Regions from separate parts of the Mus musculus genome. Here region 2 is linked to region 1. The links are chromatin loops, found by intact Hi-C in ENCODE. Cell type or tissue: gastrocnemius. All regions are shown on one strand. Links, peaks and the distances in the headings refer to the core of each region. The heading gives the core; the rest is flanking DNA. Region 1 overlaps Pitpnc1 (phosphatidylinositol transfer protein, cytoplasmic 1). Region 2 overlaps Pitpnc1 (phosphatidylinositol transfer protein, cytoplasmic 1).

Evidence for each region. A loop is a pair of places that touch in the nucleus more often than their neighbours do. Peaks named below come from ENCODE experiments on the same cell type or tissue, not always from the same donor. Only the 100,000 strongest peaks of a DNase experiment are listed, where the experiment ranks them.
Region 2: a loop joins it to region 1, with 2.1 times the contacts of the local background. A loop is called at or near these places in 13 of 42 quality-filtered maps.

What each region holds. Positions count from the first base shown.
Region 1 is chr11:107,374,731-107,383,061 of GRCm38, reverse strand. The region is part of intron 1 of Pitpnc1 (phosphatidylinositol transfer protein, cytoplasmic 1); the gene reads left to right. Among named protein-coding and RNA genes, the nearest start is that of Gm11713, 31 kb to the left of the region's middle. In gastrocnemius, for the core only: a CTCF peak has its summit at 3,722 (motif pointing right); DNase peaks (open chromatin) are centred at 2,876, 3,442, 6,552 and 7,068; H3K4me3 peaks cover 1,761 bases; H3K27ac peaks cover 5,420 bases.
Region 2 is chr11:107,271,639-107,279,969 of GRCm38, reverse strand. All of the region lies in intron 5 of Pitpnc1 (phosphatidylinositol transfer protein, cytoplasmic 1), which reads left to right. Among named protein-coding and RNA genes, the nearest start is that of Gm11716, 60 kb to the left of the region's middle. In gastrocnemius, for the core only: a CTCF peak has its summit at 3,882; DNase peaks (open chromatin) are centred at 3,854, 5,560, 7,146 and 7,427; H3K27ac peaks cover 4,677 bases.

The DNA of each region.
Region 1 (8,331 bases), core at 313-8,312:
GTCTGATCCTCCGGGGGGCTCTGTCGTTGTTCATTTACATCTGACCTCGTTCTGGGGAATATTTAAGGCTGAGGAGCTAATTTAGGACGTGCTGGCTCTTACTCTACCAATTAGTCTGGACCGGCGGAGGGGGACACACAAAATGGCAAGGTCTAGGGAAATAAGAGGGAAGGCAGTGTCTCATGTAGCCCAGGATGGACCTTCCCTACGTAGCCGAGGATGGCCCTGAACGTCACCTTCAGAGTGCTAGAATTGTAGGCATGTACCGCCAGACTGGCTTTATGTAGTGCTAGGGATTGAACCTAGGGCATCATCGTACATGCTAGGCAAGCAACCTGCTGAATAGCCTCAGTGTCAAGACTACCGGGGTTCATTTTATTTTGACCCTTGGACCTTGTGTCAAAAAAAGATGGTTACGTCTAGGAGTCTTACCTTAAGAAAAGGGTGATAGGGAACTCAGGCCAGATGAGTCCTGATGGGGAGAGTCAGAGGCAGGACTTGAACCCAGGCTGTTAGCCACAAGCGCCTCCATCTAACCACGTGGCTACAGCACCTCATCGCGTGTCTGTGTGCGTCCGTCTCCTAGCGCACCACCCCAACAAAAGGAAACAACCCCAGGAGCTTTCCCCGGGACCACAGTGGGAATTGCGTGGAGCGGGTGGAACACGCAGAAGCTCCCATCGCCCCTGGGTTTGGGGGTGTGTGTGTGGTTTTTTTTGGTTTTGTTTTGTTTTTGCGTCTTTGTATCCCCCAGGCAGTGAGCTGGATTCCAGAGCCTGGGAGTCCCTCAGAAGCTGGGAGAAGAAACAACTTGCAGAGGCAGTGTCGGGAGCGAGGGACATCGGAGAGAGGGGGAAATTATTAAAGATGACTCTGAAGATGTCAAGAGTAAAAAGAATCGCAGTGTGTGCGCCCCGGCCTGAGGATGGCATCTCTGGGGCAGCTTAAGTTCTTTAGTCTGCCGTGTGGATTAAAGGACTGTGGGATTTAATAACGTGTGCCTTAAAGAACGGCCCTGTGAGTAAGTGTTCCCCTGTCGCAAAGATGTGACTGCTCTAATTGAATTTAGAAGCAGTATTAAAATTGTTCTTTTGGTGATGTTTCCGAGGTGCACAAAATAAAGCATCCAAAGTCGCCATTGATTAAACGGGAGCTTTACCATGTGAGCGTTGTAAAGCACTAAATTCTGCCGCCAGCAGGTTTTATCGCGGTTCTTGCGAAACAAAGTAAGAAAATTCTCCCTTTACATAATTTACGGTCACGCTGCTGTTTAAATGTGCCCAAAAACGTTCTTCAGAATCTTGGCAGTGTTTTAGAATATAGTATATTATCTTAGTATATATATATATCAGTATGTATTGATGGTGCTTATTGTGTGAGCCGAACTCGCTCTTATGGACGAAGGGAAGAGTCTGATACCCTCATGGTGCTCCGTGTGCTTGCATTAACAGGCTGCCTTGCTTGTTCGTCCTCCTTTTCAATCTGGTCTGCCTCTAGTTTCACTGAGCTTCTGTCTCCCACAGAATCCTAAGGAGGACAGGGCTGGTCTGAGACTGTCCCAGAGTTCTGCTGCCTCATGTCTGTTTCATGTCATGCTTCCAGACCCAGAGGGACTCTGGAATCATAAGCAAAAGGGGAGTTTTTCTCTCCTTGGAGACAGGATCTCATGCTTCCCAGGCTGGCCTCAAACTTACTATGTAGCCAAGGCTAGCCTTTGTGTTGGGGTTTTCAGGGGTTGGCCACTTCACCTTGGCCTTTCCTTTCTTATACCTCTCTCTTCTCCCTCCCTTTCACCTCCCTCCATTCCCCCGCCCCCCTCCCCTGCATCCCCGAATCCCCGATCCCTGAATTGCCAGAGATCAGATCCAGGGCCATATATATAACACATTGGCTGGCACACTGAACTGGACCACCAGACCCCATCTTCTCCATCCTATCCAAGGACAAGCAGATTCGACAAACACGAGGCTGAAAGGAGACAGGGAGTGTGTGTTCTCAGTCCTCACACACTGAGGAAGAGTTGACTTATGGGCACCTAAGCATTTAGAGTGGTAGCTGTGGGCAGGAAGGAACATTAAGGAAATTTCTATTATCTCTCATGCAGTGTGCCAGAAAGGGCATGCTCTGAGGTAGACTGCTATACATTGAGTTATTTACTTATATGCTAGAGCTCAAAGTACCTTGAGAGTGCTAGATCAATACTCTACCACTGAACTACACCAGTAGCTTGTACAACTCATTCTTCAATGGGCGTATGGGTGGGAAACACTATAGATTAAGAATGCTACTTACGGGGCTGGTGAGATGGCTCAGCCGGTAAGAGCACCAATTGCTCTTCCAAAGGTCCTGAGTTCAAATCTCAGCAACCACATGGTGGCTCACAACCATCTGTAATGAGATCTGATGCCCTCTTCTGGAATGTCTGAAGACAGCTACAGTGTACTTACAAATAATAAATGAATAAATAAATATTAAAAAAAAAGAATGCTACTTACAACTTTTCCATATACAAATACATTTTAAAAAAAAAAATCACACCATTAAGTTAAACTCCTCCTGACCACCATGGATAAAGAGCCCATTGTTCTGATCTGGAGACATTCCTGTTTTGCAAACTCACACCATCAAAACAAGTGTGAGTTTTCTCTGGCTGCACCCGAGCTCCCAGGATGCCCCCCACACACACACACACACAACGAGGTGCTTCCCTCGGCTCTTCTGGAGTGACTGGACTTTAGGTGGGACTGTTAATTGCAAAATCTGAAGAGGGGAAAGTTTACGTTTTGTCAGCTGCCAAACTCTGGACTTCACGGTGAACCGTCAGGACTAACTTTCTAGGCCAAGTGTAAGCAGCTCCGCCGGGGCTGCTGATGTGAGGGTGGAGGAGCGTGACATTTTATTTAGATGCTTGGCCAGAGTTCAGACCCATGGACTCTAGGGTCAGCCTCCAGAGCTCAAGTGATTTCCCCTAGGAAAATGCTTTCCTGTCCCTAGCCCTTGTACAGGATCACCAAACAACTTGCTGGTGGAGGAAAGGGGCTAGAACCACAGATCAGAGGAGAAAAGCTTCGGTTCCAAAGAGCCATTGCCGGCTGAATTTTTCTCTTGTTGGAGTCATGGGTTGTTTTTTGTTGTTGTTGTTTGTTTGTTTTTCTATTGTTGCTTTTGTTTTGTTTTTCCAGTAGAATACGGAAAAAAAAAAAAAGAAGGAAAAGATAAAAGATAACTCCGCTTTCGAAATAATGTTTGAGTCAACTCAGATCTAAGAGAAAAGCTGTGTTGCTCGGCTAGCAAATAGTAGCGCTGGGGATTCGAAAGGCGGCCCCGCCCCCCTCAGCATCCGTAGACCGGTTGACTGTCCTGGGCCTGGAGCCTATCCCAGCTCACCTCGGTTGTTTGGAATGCTCTCTGGAAGCTGGCAGCGCGATGGTTATGTAATGTGGACTCTGAGGCCTGCCAGCCGGCCCTCAGCAGGTCCTGGGGAGATGCCAGGTTCTCTGGAGCCTTTCTTAAGCTAGCTCAGTAGATTGCTGTGGCCTCAAGTACACACTGGGCACCGATCTCGGCCGTCATGATTTTACAGACTGAGACAGTATCCTCAGTAACCTTCAACCACACCTGAGCATAGTTAACCAAGTCTGGCCCCATGTTGTGTTTAATTTTTGAAATTACAGCCAGATATAAACAGTAATTAAATGTGTGTGTCCGAGTGTGGGTATGAGCATGTGAGTGCAGGTACCGTCAGGGGCCAGAAGAGGGCGTCAGATCCCCTGGAGGTAGAGTTATAGGTGTCAGTAAGGTTCCTATCGCCGTGTTGGGAGCTGAGCTTGGGAACTCAAATAAGAACTCTTAATTGATGCGTCATGGCTCTGGCTCCTGTGTGTTGGGTGCATTGGGAGGGTAGCTGAGCTTACAGATGTGCACTTGTGGAGGTCAGAGGACAAGTGTTAGGAGTTGGTTCTCTCCTGCTGTGTTCTGGAGATAAAACCCAGGTCATCCGGCTAGAAGGACGTGCACTTTTATCCACCAAGCGATCTCTTTAGCCCTTTTGTTTTGTTTTGTTTTGTTTTGTTTTGTTTTTCGAGACAGGGTTTCTCTGTATAGTCCTGGCTGTCCTGGAACTCACTTTGTAGACTAGGCTGGCCTCGAACTCAGAAATCCGCCTGCCTCTGCCTCACAAGTGCTGGGATTAAAGGCGTGCGCCACCACCGCCCGGCCCAGCCCTATTTTTAAGATCAAGTAATCCTCCCTTCTTCCTCTACCACATTTTCTTATTCACTCACTGAACTTGGCTGGCTTCTTTATCGGCTTCCTTAACGGGATGCTCAAACTCCTGAGTCCCTGCTTCCACTGCCTTTGGTGATATGCCCAGAATCGGAATTGCTAGATTACGTGATAACCAACACCCCCGCCCCTGCCCGTCCCCGTCCCCCTCCCCCCGCCCCCCACAAACATGCCTTATCTTGGATTCCTATTTATTTACTATTTTTAAGAAAGCAAAGTACCCTGAGAAACTTGGACTCACAGAACCCGGTTGCTTGCTCTCCTTCCTTTCCTTACCCTTGTGGCATCAGCTTCTGGTGTTCCGTGTTTCGTGGGGAAGGGTGGCCTTGTTTCAATTTGACCCCTCTCGTCATCAATTCCTCCCTTCCTCTTCCTTCTCTTTCATTTTTCTTTACTTTTCCTTTTTGAACTCTTGGTCCAGACACGCTGCTCCTGTGGCCTGTATGGGAATGGGTACTTCCTGCGGGCTGCAGAGGGGAATCCCACCACCCCCACCCCACAGCCGACTGGTGAAGGGTAATGTCCTCTGGAGAGGCTGATGCGGCAGGTTTGAGGCCAGGGGAGTTCTGCAAGCCTCTTGGAGGTTTACTGCACAGCCTTCTGGGTTCTCCAGGGTTCCATCTCTGACCGGATCGACAGTTCATTTCCCCTGCTTGCCTAGCTTCTTTTCTGACTTTTTGGACTTCTCTCTCTTTCTTTCCTTCCTTCCTTCCTTCCTTCCTTCCTTCCTTCCTTCCTTCCTTCCTTCCTTCCTTCTTTCCTTCTTTCTTTCTTTCTTTCTTTCTTTCTTTCTTTCTTTCTTTGAGGGGAATATTTTGTTTTGTTTTTGTTGCTTTTGGCTTTTCGAGACATTGTTTCTCTGTGTAGCCCTGGCTGTTCTGGAACTTCCTCTGTAGACCAGGCTGGTCTCCAACTCAAGGATTCCCCTGCCTCTGCCTCCCAAGTGCTGGGATTAAAGGGGCCTGGCCTTGGTTACTGTTTTAGAATAGATTTTAAACCAACCAACCAAAACAACCTCAGCCAGCATTTAAAAGGCTTGGAAATAATCTCACTGAGTTGCCTTTTATTTTTTATTAGTTTTGAGTTTTGAATGAAAAAAATGGATTATTTTGCACTTTTGGGAATAGAATCCAGAGCCATCCCCATACTGAGTTAATGCTTAACCACTGAACTTTTGAACCATTGAACACTTTCTACACACATGCGCGCGCACGCACACACACACACACACACACACACACACACACACATTTGGCCTAGGCTGAGCTTGAACTTCGGATCCTTCTGCCTCCATCTCTCCGGTGCTAAGATTACAGGTGTACACTAACCCCCAATTGATTCAATGCTGGTCATTAAACCCAGAGCTTTGTCAACACTAGGCAAGAGCTACCAACTTACCTATGTCCCCAGTTAAAAAAAAATGAACCCACATGATATACTTTAGAACAGAACGTGAGACCTGGGCCACACTTATGTGTGTGTGTCATTATCCAACCATAATGACAAATTATTTTATCTGTCAGCATTTTTTTTAATGACCTTGGCTTCAAAATTAGAACACAGATAGCAAACCAGCTGGAAGAATGGAATTAATGATATTTTAAAAACATCCCTTCTGACTCTGGGAATGAGCAGGTGGAACTGAAGGGTGGAGGGTGGAGGGGGACCTGGAGACAGTAACTGGAAATGAGCGACATCGTGTTCCAGCAGGAATGAGCAGGTGGGCGAGAAAGTCTTCCCACAGGGCACACCTAGCAATGTCTGGAGCCCCAGAAGCAGCCGTGGGGGAAGTTCTGATCAGCAAATAAAAGGGCAGGGAAGAAAGATCTAGAAGTATTAAGAAAACAGGACCATCATGCCAGGGGGACTGTTACGGAGCCCGCCGGCCAGGGTCTGGTTCCAATGGAACACACCATGAAAACTATCACCTCCAAGCCATTCCACCTTAGGTCAAATCAGCTTTTCTCCCTGGCCTCTTCAGACGTTATTTGTTTGTTCCTCCTGTGATCCTTTCTGAGGAGTGTGAATGGCTCTAGGAAGGGCTTGTTTTTGTCACGTCCCACCATTAATACCATGGATCTGGGAGCTCTTTCTGGTTGCCAGAGAATTCTGTATTGCTCTGGGCACAAAATTTTCCTTCCCGGGTGATTAGTTAGGCTCAAGAGAAAGAGAAAGGAAGGCTGCCTCTCCTCAGCCAGCTCTGGCTTCTGGGCCTGGGAAGAGGGGGCCAGCCCCCATAGCGTGTGGCCATCAGAATGACGCATGACATGAGAGGCGTGTGAATGCAGCCGGCCGCCGCAGCTGGTTCCCAGGAACACACAGGACACGAAGGGCTGTGATGTAACTCAGATCTGCCAGATGTGGGAGCCGGCATGAGTCATGCCGGGAGAGTCGTTAAGATGTGCCTTCTGGGTCATCTGAGCACAGACTGTAGGCCACCTTCCCTGCCATTCGGGGTTATGGGCAGCAAGTCCACACCCCAGGAATCCCCCAAGTTCACTAACATCTCTCGGAAATCATAGCCTGGTTTTCTGCGGCGACGCAGCGCGGAACCTCTGTAATCCCATGGTCTTCAGCTTGTTATTCGTTAAAGGATTTTGTCCCTTTGGATGATGGAAGAAAATCAGACACTAAAAGGGGTGGGGATCTGACTTCATAGTGGAGCGCTTGTATATCCTCGGATTGTCCGCCCAACACTGTAACCCCGCCACCCCAAAAACAGGCGCTGAGTTATAAGGACATCTACACACATCCTAGAACGATCAGGATAGGGATGCGATGTGGGAGAAAGGAACACTGTTGGCACCGTGCCAGCAAGAGGCCTGGCACTCTGATCTTGTACTTTATTTTATTTTTTTATTTATGAGTACAGGACTCCTCATGGTGATTAATGAGTGCTTTTTCTGAGAAACTGTAAACCGACCTTTAAAAACTTTCTCACAAACGTGTGTTATCCAGTCAGGAAGGTGTGTGCTTGGCTGGGTGGATTTCCTACCACCTAACAGTAGAGAGTGGTGTTAGTGGAGCTGTTAGGGTCAAGGCCTTAACAAGCTAGGCTCTGGCCCACTATCCTCTGTAGGCCAATTAAGAAGTCAAAAGCAGAGAAAGACTCATTCAATCTGGCCACATTGGGAAGAGGAACAAGAACAGAGGCCGTTGAACCTGCAGTCTTCAGAGAGCCAGGAGAAGGTTTGTGTTTAGACAGGGGCAGGAGACAGGCATCTGTAAGCAGCTCATGACCAGGTGTGCTCTGCCCACCACTGGCCTAACATCTTCTCCCCTTCAGCTTCTCCTGCAGGGTGATCTGAAAGGTTGTCAGAACCATGTGTGATCTCTGCCTGAGAGACAAGTTCCCCGCTGGATGCCCAGCTTTCAGCCCTCCCCTCCTGAAAGCAGGAGACTCCTAGTGGGGGAATTCCAATTTCTTAGGGTTGCTGTGGTGCCTCTCTGTAGGGTATCCTCACTTCTGCCAGGATGGTTACAGTGTCCTCTAGGAAGACACAGTTTAATCAGGGAGAGGGAGGTGATGCTATCCTGATGACCTGTGTACCCTAGGTCTGATGAAAGGTGTCCTTAAAGGGAGCTGGAGAGATGGCTCAGTGGTTAAAAGCACTGACTGTTCTTCCGGAAGACCCAGGTTTGATTTGCAGCACCTATGTGACGAGTCTTTTAAGCCTAGTCTCAGGGTCCTCATTACGCCATTGTGGTCACTGGGCACACATGTGGTACAGACATGCATACTGATAATACACCCATATACATAGAAACATAAATAAATCTTTAAAGGGAGGGCCCCCTGGAGGCCAGCCTGGATGAGGAGAACACAGAATAAGATGGAACGAAAGAAGGCCGTTGGTTGAACTTCCAGAACTGTACAGGACAGAATGGTAGAGCTGGCTGGCTTGGAACACATACGTGAATTGCCTTGCATAGACAAGCAAAATATGTCCCAAAGTGACACAAAGGTTCTTCATTGCCTTCGCCTCCTCATGTGCCTGGGTCCCTATGTTTTTAAAAACAAGATCTCACCACAGAAGATGGCAAATG
Region 2 (8,331 bases), core at 6-8,005, 100 kb after region 1:
CAGAGCATAGGCATAGTTGGTCCCTCTTTGGATTTGTAAAGCTAAAGAGAGCACTGACCTCAGGGTCAATCCTTTAGAGTTAATTGGGTTTTTTCCACAGTTGAGTAGCAATAGCACCCAATAAGGAATTTTCTCAATGGCTTAAGAGACTGTGGTTGGAAGGTCTGTGTCCCTGCCCTCCCAGAATTCTGGTTGAAATCCTACCTGAGCCCTCCAAAGGCACTAGACATGATCAGGTCTTCAGAATGAAACTGAGAAGGGTCCCTGCATTTGTTTGTTAAAAACCTCAGAAATTCCTTACCCCTTCCACCAAGGGAGATCACAGCAGAGGATGCCATCTTGTGCAAATCAGTCTTTACCAGGGCTTCCCAGCCGCTGTAATTGTGAGAGATGTTCCCCCTCCCCCCCCCCCCCATTATGTACGAGTCACTCCATTTCAGGGAATTTACTACAGCTGCCTAAACACACAAAGGCAGGAGAGGTTGTGAGTTCAGGCTGAAGTGCTCACACAGCAAATGGCACTAGGAACCGGTAGGAAATTGGATCCATAAGTCCGCGGCTGAGCGACAGAGGGTGAGCCCTCAGAAGTCACAGGGTTACTTTTGAAGCTATAGGAATGAAGAAGATGGATGAGAAGGAGCCGCTCTGAAAGGTAGAGGGAGCAAGGGGGTGTGTGAAAGTCACAGACCCTGTGGGCACCGACAACAGCCCAGAGTTCAGTGAGCCCAGCGTTTAGGGGGTCCTGAGGGATAGGGTCATGAGTAACCTTTATGACAGGAAGGTGACAGAGGGGAGCAGAAGCCAGTTTGCAATGAACCAAAGAGGAATTTCCAAGTGGCAGGCGATGAAAGGAAGGGGACAGATCGGGTTGGAAGGGGAGAGAGAGAAGAGAGACTCCTCTCCCAGGCTTTCCTTCTGGGTAAGGAACACATTCACATTCCGGGGCCTCTTCTCTGTCCCAAACACACAGCAATGATGAATAAAAATGCCCAAAGAGGGCTGGGCAGCTCACTTGGTAGAGCATGCATGGCAGACACAAAGCTCTGGGCTCCATAAACTGGAGAAATGATAGCCTTTACGTGTCACCCCCACACGCGGGAGTCCAAGGTGCTAGCCTGGGTTACATAACAAACTCGAAGCCAGCCTGGGCTACATGAGATCATGTCTCAAAAGCAGAACAAAACAAAAATGCTCAGAGACTATTCATATTTGGAACAGGAAGAGCTGAACGCATTTTTTAGAACTTGAAGAGGCACAATTGCGTATAGATCAAAGTTTACTTTGGACAGTGATGGTGGCCAGCATTACGGAGCACATAAGATCCAGGTGCTAGTCTGTGTGTGTCTCCTGTGTTAATTCCTTAGTACTTGGGTAGCCCTGGGAGATAAGCATTTAATATTGGACTAAACTGGAAAAGTGAGATCAGATCTCTCTTGCCCAAGGTCACCCAGCTAGGAGTTGAGACTGGAACAACCTGGCTACCATCTAATCGCTGTCTAACTGCTAAAAAGATACATGAAGATAAATCCATAGCTAGACACAGAGTATCAAAATAATATCTTTCAAAGTTCTTAAAGACGTCTTAGGAAGAAAGGCGGCTCATCTGGAAGGGAGTGATACATTGCCTTGATGGTGTATCTCCTTAGTTGTCTGGTGCTATAACTGAAGATCACAGGGTGGGCAATTTATAAAGAATAAAGGCCAATCTCGTTTATAGTTCTTAAGGCTAGGTTGTCCCCGGGTGTGTTGTATGATACTGTGAGGTCATGGTGCCTGCTGGGATTCACACACACGCACATACACACACACACATACATGCACGAAATTAAATAAACAAAGTGTGAAAAGGTAAATCAAGTGGGGCAGGGATGTTGCTCAGTGAGTAGAGTGCTTGCCCAGCATACACAAAAGCTCTGGGTTGATCTCAGGCACTCCATACAACCACACATACATCTGGGCACGGTGATGCTCACCACCTCTAGTCCAGTACTCAGCGGGGAGAGGCAGAGAATCGGAAGTTCAAGGTCATCCTCAACTACATGGAGAGTTTGAGGCCAGCTTAGGCTACATGAAACCCTGACTACATACATACATACATACATACATGCATGCATACTACACAAACCAGCCAGGATACAAGAAACAAATGTGAGACCAGGCTTTCTGAACATCTGGCCCTCCTTGCCTCTTCCTCTCCAGTGCAGCAACCCTAGCAATACTGGGGAAGGGATTCAAGGCTCCATGCATGCTTGGCTACGCTATGACACAACTGAGCTACGATCCCAACCCCTGGCATTAGCCCTTCATGGTAAAATACTAAAGATAAAGGACCCAACAGGCCAGAATTTGGAGGAGCCATCTCTGGAAGCCAGATAGTGAGTGTTCTCCATGATAGACCACATAGAGATAGTTGCTCTTCCAGGAAGAGGAAAAAGTCAGAGGGCAGGGTAGATACAGGGGGGAAGGGGGACAGAAAACCATTTAGCTTGTGCACGGTGGCCTCTAGCTTCAGGCATGTGGGGAGAAGTCATCTAGAGGAGAAGAAGCCAGGAAAGAGGTTTTAAGGAGCATGGTGAAGGTCAAAGGTGAGAAACTGATGACTGAGAAGAGGCTCACTTGGCAGTCTCTGCAGCCTGGCAATTTGGGGCAGCTGTGGTTGGTGGTGCCGCCAGCCTGCTTGACTGTCCTTTCCCCAGCTGGGCTCTGCATTTCTGCGTAGGAGCACAGGAAATGTTCTCAAGTTAGCCCAGGAGTTGTTTGCAGGGTGTGGGAAATGGAGTAGGCCAAGGTCAGAATGAGCCTGCAGCCCAGCCCGAGTCTCTTGGGGACCGGAGGGTTCAGGGAGGTGACAGGAAAGGTATCCTGGGATTGACCTTGAAGTTGGACTTGGAAGGGAAGTAAACAATGTCTGGGCCTCAGGAGGGGGTTGTAGCGCTAGGGGAGATAGGGGAGCACGTGAACAAGGTCAGCTGACGTGAGAGAAAGCAAAGGTCGAGGGAGGAGAAGGCTGGCCTGTGTCAATGGTGGATGGTCCAGTCCCTTCCTCAGTAAGGTCCCACTAACAGACCAAAGTAATCCCCCTGCACAGCCAAGGAGTACTGGCTGCTTTCATATCAGAGTGTGGGTGAGGGGTTTCCTATAGTTGTATGGGTGACCCCAAAGCAGCCACACTGGATGCACTTTCTGGTGTGGATGGATCATGGCTTCCCATAGCTGTATAAGATTAATGTCCCCTAGGCCATATGCAATTAGGGCAGAATCATATACACATTGCTGGAAGAAGTGCCTGGAATCTCACGTGAGGGTCCAGTGACCTCCTCACCCACCTCCTTAATGGAATGCCCAGTCCCAAAGCATGACTGTGATGGATTCTTACAAGCAGGCACAACTGATTGGATAAGAATGGTGGCTCTTCTGCTCAGAGGGTAGCGCCTCACAGTGGTTAAGGGTCAGAGTGGTCCATAGATAGCACCAGCAGGGACAGAGGGCAAGAAAGCAGAGGGTAGATTGCTGAGGGCTGTCGTGACATGCTATCAGTGACAGGTGACTCTTATAATGTGCTTTTAGGTTGTTGGATTTGTTTGTTTGTGTGTGTGTGTGTTTGAGGAGGGGGTCCCTTCTCTTTCATAATACCATTGTATTTTAATCACAGGGACCCAAAGAATCTTTGTAATTGTTTTCTGGATTGGTGATTTCAAATGTACAACTTCTTCAACATCAAACCCTTGCAGACTCTAGCCTCCCCCCTCCACCACAGCCTGTTCATGCATTTGGACAATCTGAGCAGTAGTCCCAGAACTCAGTAGTCCTCAAAGTCCAACGTCATAGCCGTTGGCTTACCTGGGAGATGGTGACAGGGCCCCACCTAATGGCCCTTCTGTAAAGTGCAAAGGGAGCTAGCAGGCTCAAGAGAGGGGAAAGTGCTCCAGCCATCACAAAGGAGGGAGTGACTTCCTCCAGGATACAGGGGCAAGAATGAGGCGGCGGAGGAGATGATGGTTCATGTCAAAGATGATAATAGCATCAGTGTCGGCAGAGAGGCAGAGATTCCTACTGGACAGGACCGAGCTTCCTGCTCCCTGGCTAAACCACATCCCCGACCCTGCTCCTCCGTTTTTAACCCCCTGGTCCAAGGTTTACATCTTCGTTGTGAGGAAAGGGAAATCTGTCTTTCCCATCTTACAGAACCAGTTTTTGGGTTTTTTGGTTATGTTTTGTTTTGTTTGTTTGTTGTTTTTAATAATAGGTTTTTTTTTTTTCCTCCTTGCAAGTTTTCCAAGGCTGCAAGAATTCCTTAAAAGACTCACACTGACAATCACATGGCCTCTTGCTTTTCAGTAACGATCACTAGGGATTCTCCGAGGTTTCGTGTCCCTCGAGGGAATGCTTGTCCACTGCATCTTCAGAACAATGGCTTTGCAGCTGTGTCTTAGGCTTTTCTACATCTTCAGGCATGAATGAGGGACATGGGTAGGTCATCTTAAATCTGGCTCAGGGCAGACTTTTAAAGTGAGAAAAGGCTGCGGTTGATATGTGAGGTGTGAGTCCCTCAAGGGCACAGATGCTGCCATCTGATCCCCCTGCAAGGGATTAAGAGGGTGGTGACATCCAGCTTTGATATTTAGAGGTAGACTTTTGAGAGGTCCTTAGGAATAGACTAAGTCTTCAGTGTGGGTCCCTGTGATTAAAATACAATGGTATTATGAAAGAGAAGGACCCCCCCCCCCCAAACACACACACACACACACCCTGCCTCTTGCCATGTAGCACTTCCTGTACTACCTGCCTCTGTAGAATTCCTGCCAGTAAGAGACTGAAGCTGCCATAGGCATCTCTAGAGAGTCACAAGCCAGAATCAACATGCCTGTACACACACAGACACACTTGAAAACAGAGAAGGCGAAGTCCAAAAGTCCTCTGATCAAAGTATCACCTCTCTCTCTCTCTCTCTCTCTCTCTCTGTGTGTGTGTGTGTCTCTGTGTGTGTGTCTGTGTCTGTGCACTCGCACATGCATGCCATAGAGGCTTCTGTATAGGACGGCTCGTCTTCATTTCTTCATAAGCTTTCTTTCCTAGCTTGCAGGTATTTCATTATAGTAACACAGAACAGGCTAAGCCAGAAGGAGCAGCTAATACATGGCCTGGGGTGGGGGGTGGAGAGAGAGTGAAAAAAAAAAAAGAGAATCTGGGTGGGAATGCCACAGTAGGAAAGAAAGTCTGGCCCCAGAGACCCAACGGCAAAGGAAATAAGTTAAAAATAAAATAAAGCCGGGGATAAACCTAAGAGCTCCTTGGCGGGATCAAAGCTGAGTGGAAGACTCTGTTCCTAGAGCCCCATGTCCGAGCAATTTATTTTTCCTAACCTCTCGGTCCCCACGTGCCTCGCCAGCCGAGATCAAGTGACAAAGGACATCTCAAAATACCCACAGCAAAAACCACTCAGCATATCTCCCAGGTGGAGAAAGATGACCGTTTTGAGAGTCTTCCTCGAGAATCACTGATAGATTTTCCAGCGTCCAGCCAAGTCCTTGGGCACTTGTCACCTGCCAGCTGGCCACTGCCTTCCAGCCTTGGACTAGATCTCTCTCCTGACTAGAGGCCCCCCACTGGATGCTTGTGGCTTTCTCTGGTTTTGCATCTTCCTCCTGGAACCCTCCCGACCTTTTGTTAATGAAGATCTTAGCGAGGGGGAAATTGCATTAGTGGCTCATAATCTTGGGTCAGGGCTCTAAATTGTGTTAGTTGGTAAGTAAGGGTAACATTGGAAGTCTGTGTTTGTGGTGAGCTATTCCCGAGGACCGTAATGGACAGTAAAATAATAAAGAATGGGCAGGAAGACGGCTCTTAAAACCAGATTTGCCACGCAGGTGGTACCAGACAGGGCAAGGCTTCTGCACTGTATCAGGATGGAAGAAGCAGAGCTCTTGGTAGGTCCCAGCGATACAGAATGATGCCTGATACTTTCAGTACCCTACATATCATCTCAGTTAACATTCATAGCAACGTATAAGCGAAGGCTCGCTGTGGATGCTCTCGTTGCTTTTAAGAGATGTGTGTCCACATATATGTGTATATGTATATATGTGTGCGTGTATATATATATATATATATATATATATATATATATACACACACTCCTGGCTCAGCAAGGGGTGGTGGAGTACTTCCCCCAACACCACACACACACACACACACACACACACACACACACACACACACACACACATATGCACACAGGCACACACATATACCTTGTCCAAGGCTGAACAGCTAATAATTGACAGAACTGGTTGCCACAGCCTTTTTTGTTGGTTTTATATCCTTTATATATACAACCCTATCTATCCAGAAGCAGATATTGTGACTGGAATAGACCTTGGAGGCTAATCTCAGAGAGATTCCTGCCCTGAAACGGAATGACTGGGTGTAAGGGACTGTGGGCAGTGAGTAACAAATGAAGGGGTTACTCAAAAGTTGAGTTGCAGGCTAGAGAGATGACTCAGTAGTTAAGAGCACTGGCTGCTCTTTGAAGGTCCTGAGTTCAAATCCCAGCAACCACATGGTGGCTCACAATCATCACGCTCTCCACAAATTCGCTCTGTGCCGTCGATCTTGTTCCTGTTGAGATGGGTGACTGGTTTTTGTTTTGTCGTTGCTGCAGTAGTGGTGTTAGGGATTGAGCCTGGAACCTGGGACATGTGGGCACCCGTTCTACCACTGAAATACATCCCTGAAGTCTTTCCTAAGACATTTTATTGATTGGTTGGTTGGTTGGTTGGTTGGTTGGTTGGTTGGTTGATTGGCTAGCTGTCTGTCTGTCTGGTTGGTTGGTTACTTTAATTAATTGGGGAGTATCTTACATCACATGTGTGGTGGTCTGAGGACAACTTGCAGGAAGCAGTTCTTTCCTTCCACCCCATGGGTCCTAGGGATTGAACTCAGGTCATCAGACCTTGCGACGACAAGCACCTTTATCCTCTGAGCCGTTTCACTGACCCTATTTATTGGTGTTTGAGACAGGGTCTCTAGCCCTGCCTTGGCTCAGACTCTCTGTGTAGGCAAGGATGGCTCTGGACTTCTGATCCTCCTGCCTCCGCCTCACGGGTGCATTTTAGGCATGTGCCAACACACCCAGCCTTGTGCAGTGGTGGGGGACCGTGCGTGTTAGGTGAGCACCCTACCCACTGAGTCACATCCCTAACCCATCCAAAGACCCCGTAAGGAGCCTCATCTATCTAATTCAGCGGGGTAGGGGAGTTTGGCAGTGCAGGCTGGAGCCCACCCTGGAAGAGAAGTGTTGCTAAGGTTCCTTTGCCCAGAAGACTATCTCCATGTCTGAGAGATTTTTAAAGCCGAGCTTCATAATAGAAACACCGCCGCAACCTGCTATCAGCAAGAGTGATATTAAACTGGCCCAGAGCCAAGCGCATGGCATTGAGCCAGCAGGGAGAGATTAGTATTGGAAGTAAGATTGTAGGCTCAGGGCCAGGGGAGGTGGTGTGCCCCCACCCCCACCCCAACACACGCTTTTCATTAAAAAATAATAATCAAAAGGATGAGCAGAGTCACAGAAGAATTCTTGCTGAGCACATCTTACCACTCCACCAGGTCATGCTCCTGAGATATCTACAGAGGCGTGTGCAAGCTGACCACTGCCTGTCTGGAAACTTGGCCGTGCATGGCTTAACCTTAAAACGGTCTCCATAAGAACCCTTCTGGTCTGCCCCAACACTGCCATTCTTGACTGGCCTGTTTGACAGAGAAGGACACAAGAAAATAATATCCAGCAAAACCCATTCCCACTGAAGTGGGAGACCGTACATGAAGCCAAACTGACTTCCAGGGAGGCCCACGCGTGGGGTGTAGACTGTGGCATCTCTTCCCTGTGTTGGTCCATCATTTTAGCACTCAGTAAGACCTGTGAAAAGCCATGCTTTGTGTGTGTGTGTGTGTGTGTGTGTGAGTGTGTGTGTGCGCGCGCGCACACATGCACAGCAAAACATGTATGGAGATCAGAAGTCAGCATCATGTGTCTCTTTTTAATATTTATTTATTTTATGTATACAAGTACACTGTAGCTGTCTTCAGACACACCAGAAGAGGGCATCAGATCTCATTACAGATGGTTGTGAGCCACCGTGTGGTTTCTGGGAATTGAACTCAGGACCTCTGGAAGAGCAGTCAGAGCCCTTAACCGCTGAGCCACCTCTCCAGCACATCATATGTCTTCCTAAGCCACTTTCTATGTTATACTTTGGGGTTTATTTATTTATTTATTTATTTATATTTTATGTTTTGCCTGCATGTATATATGTGCACCGTGTCCATACA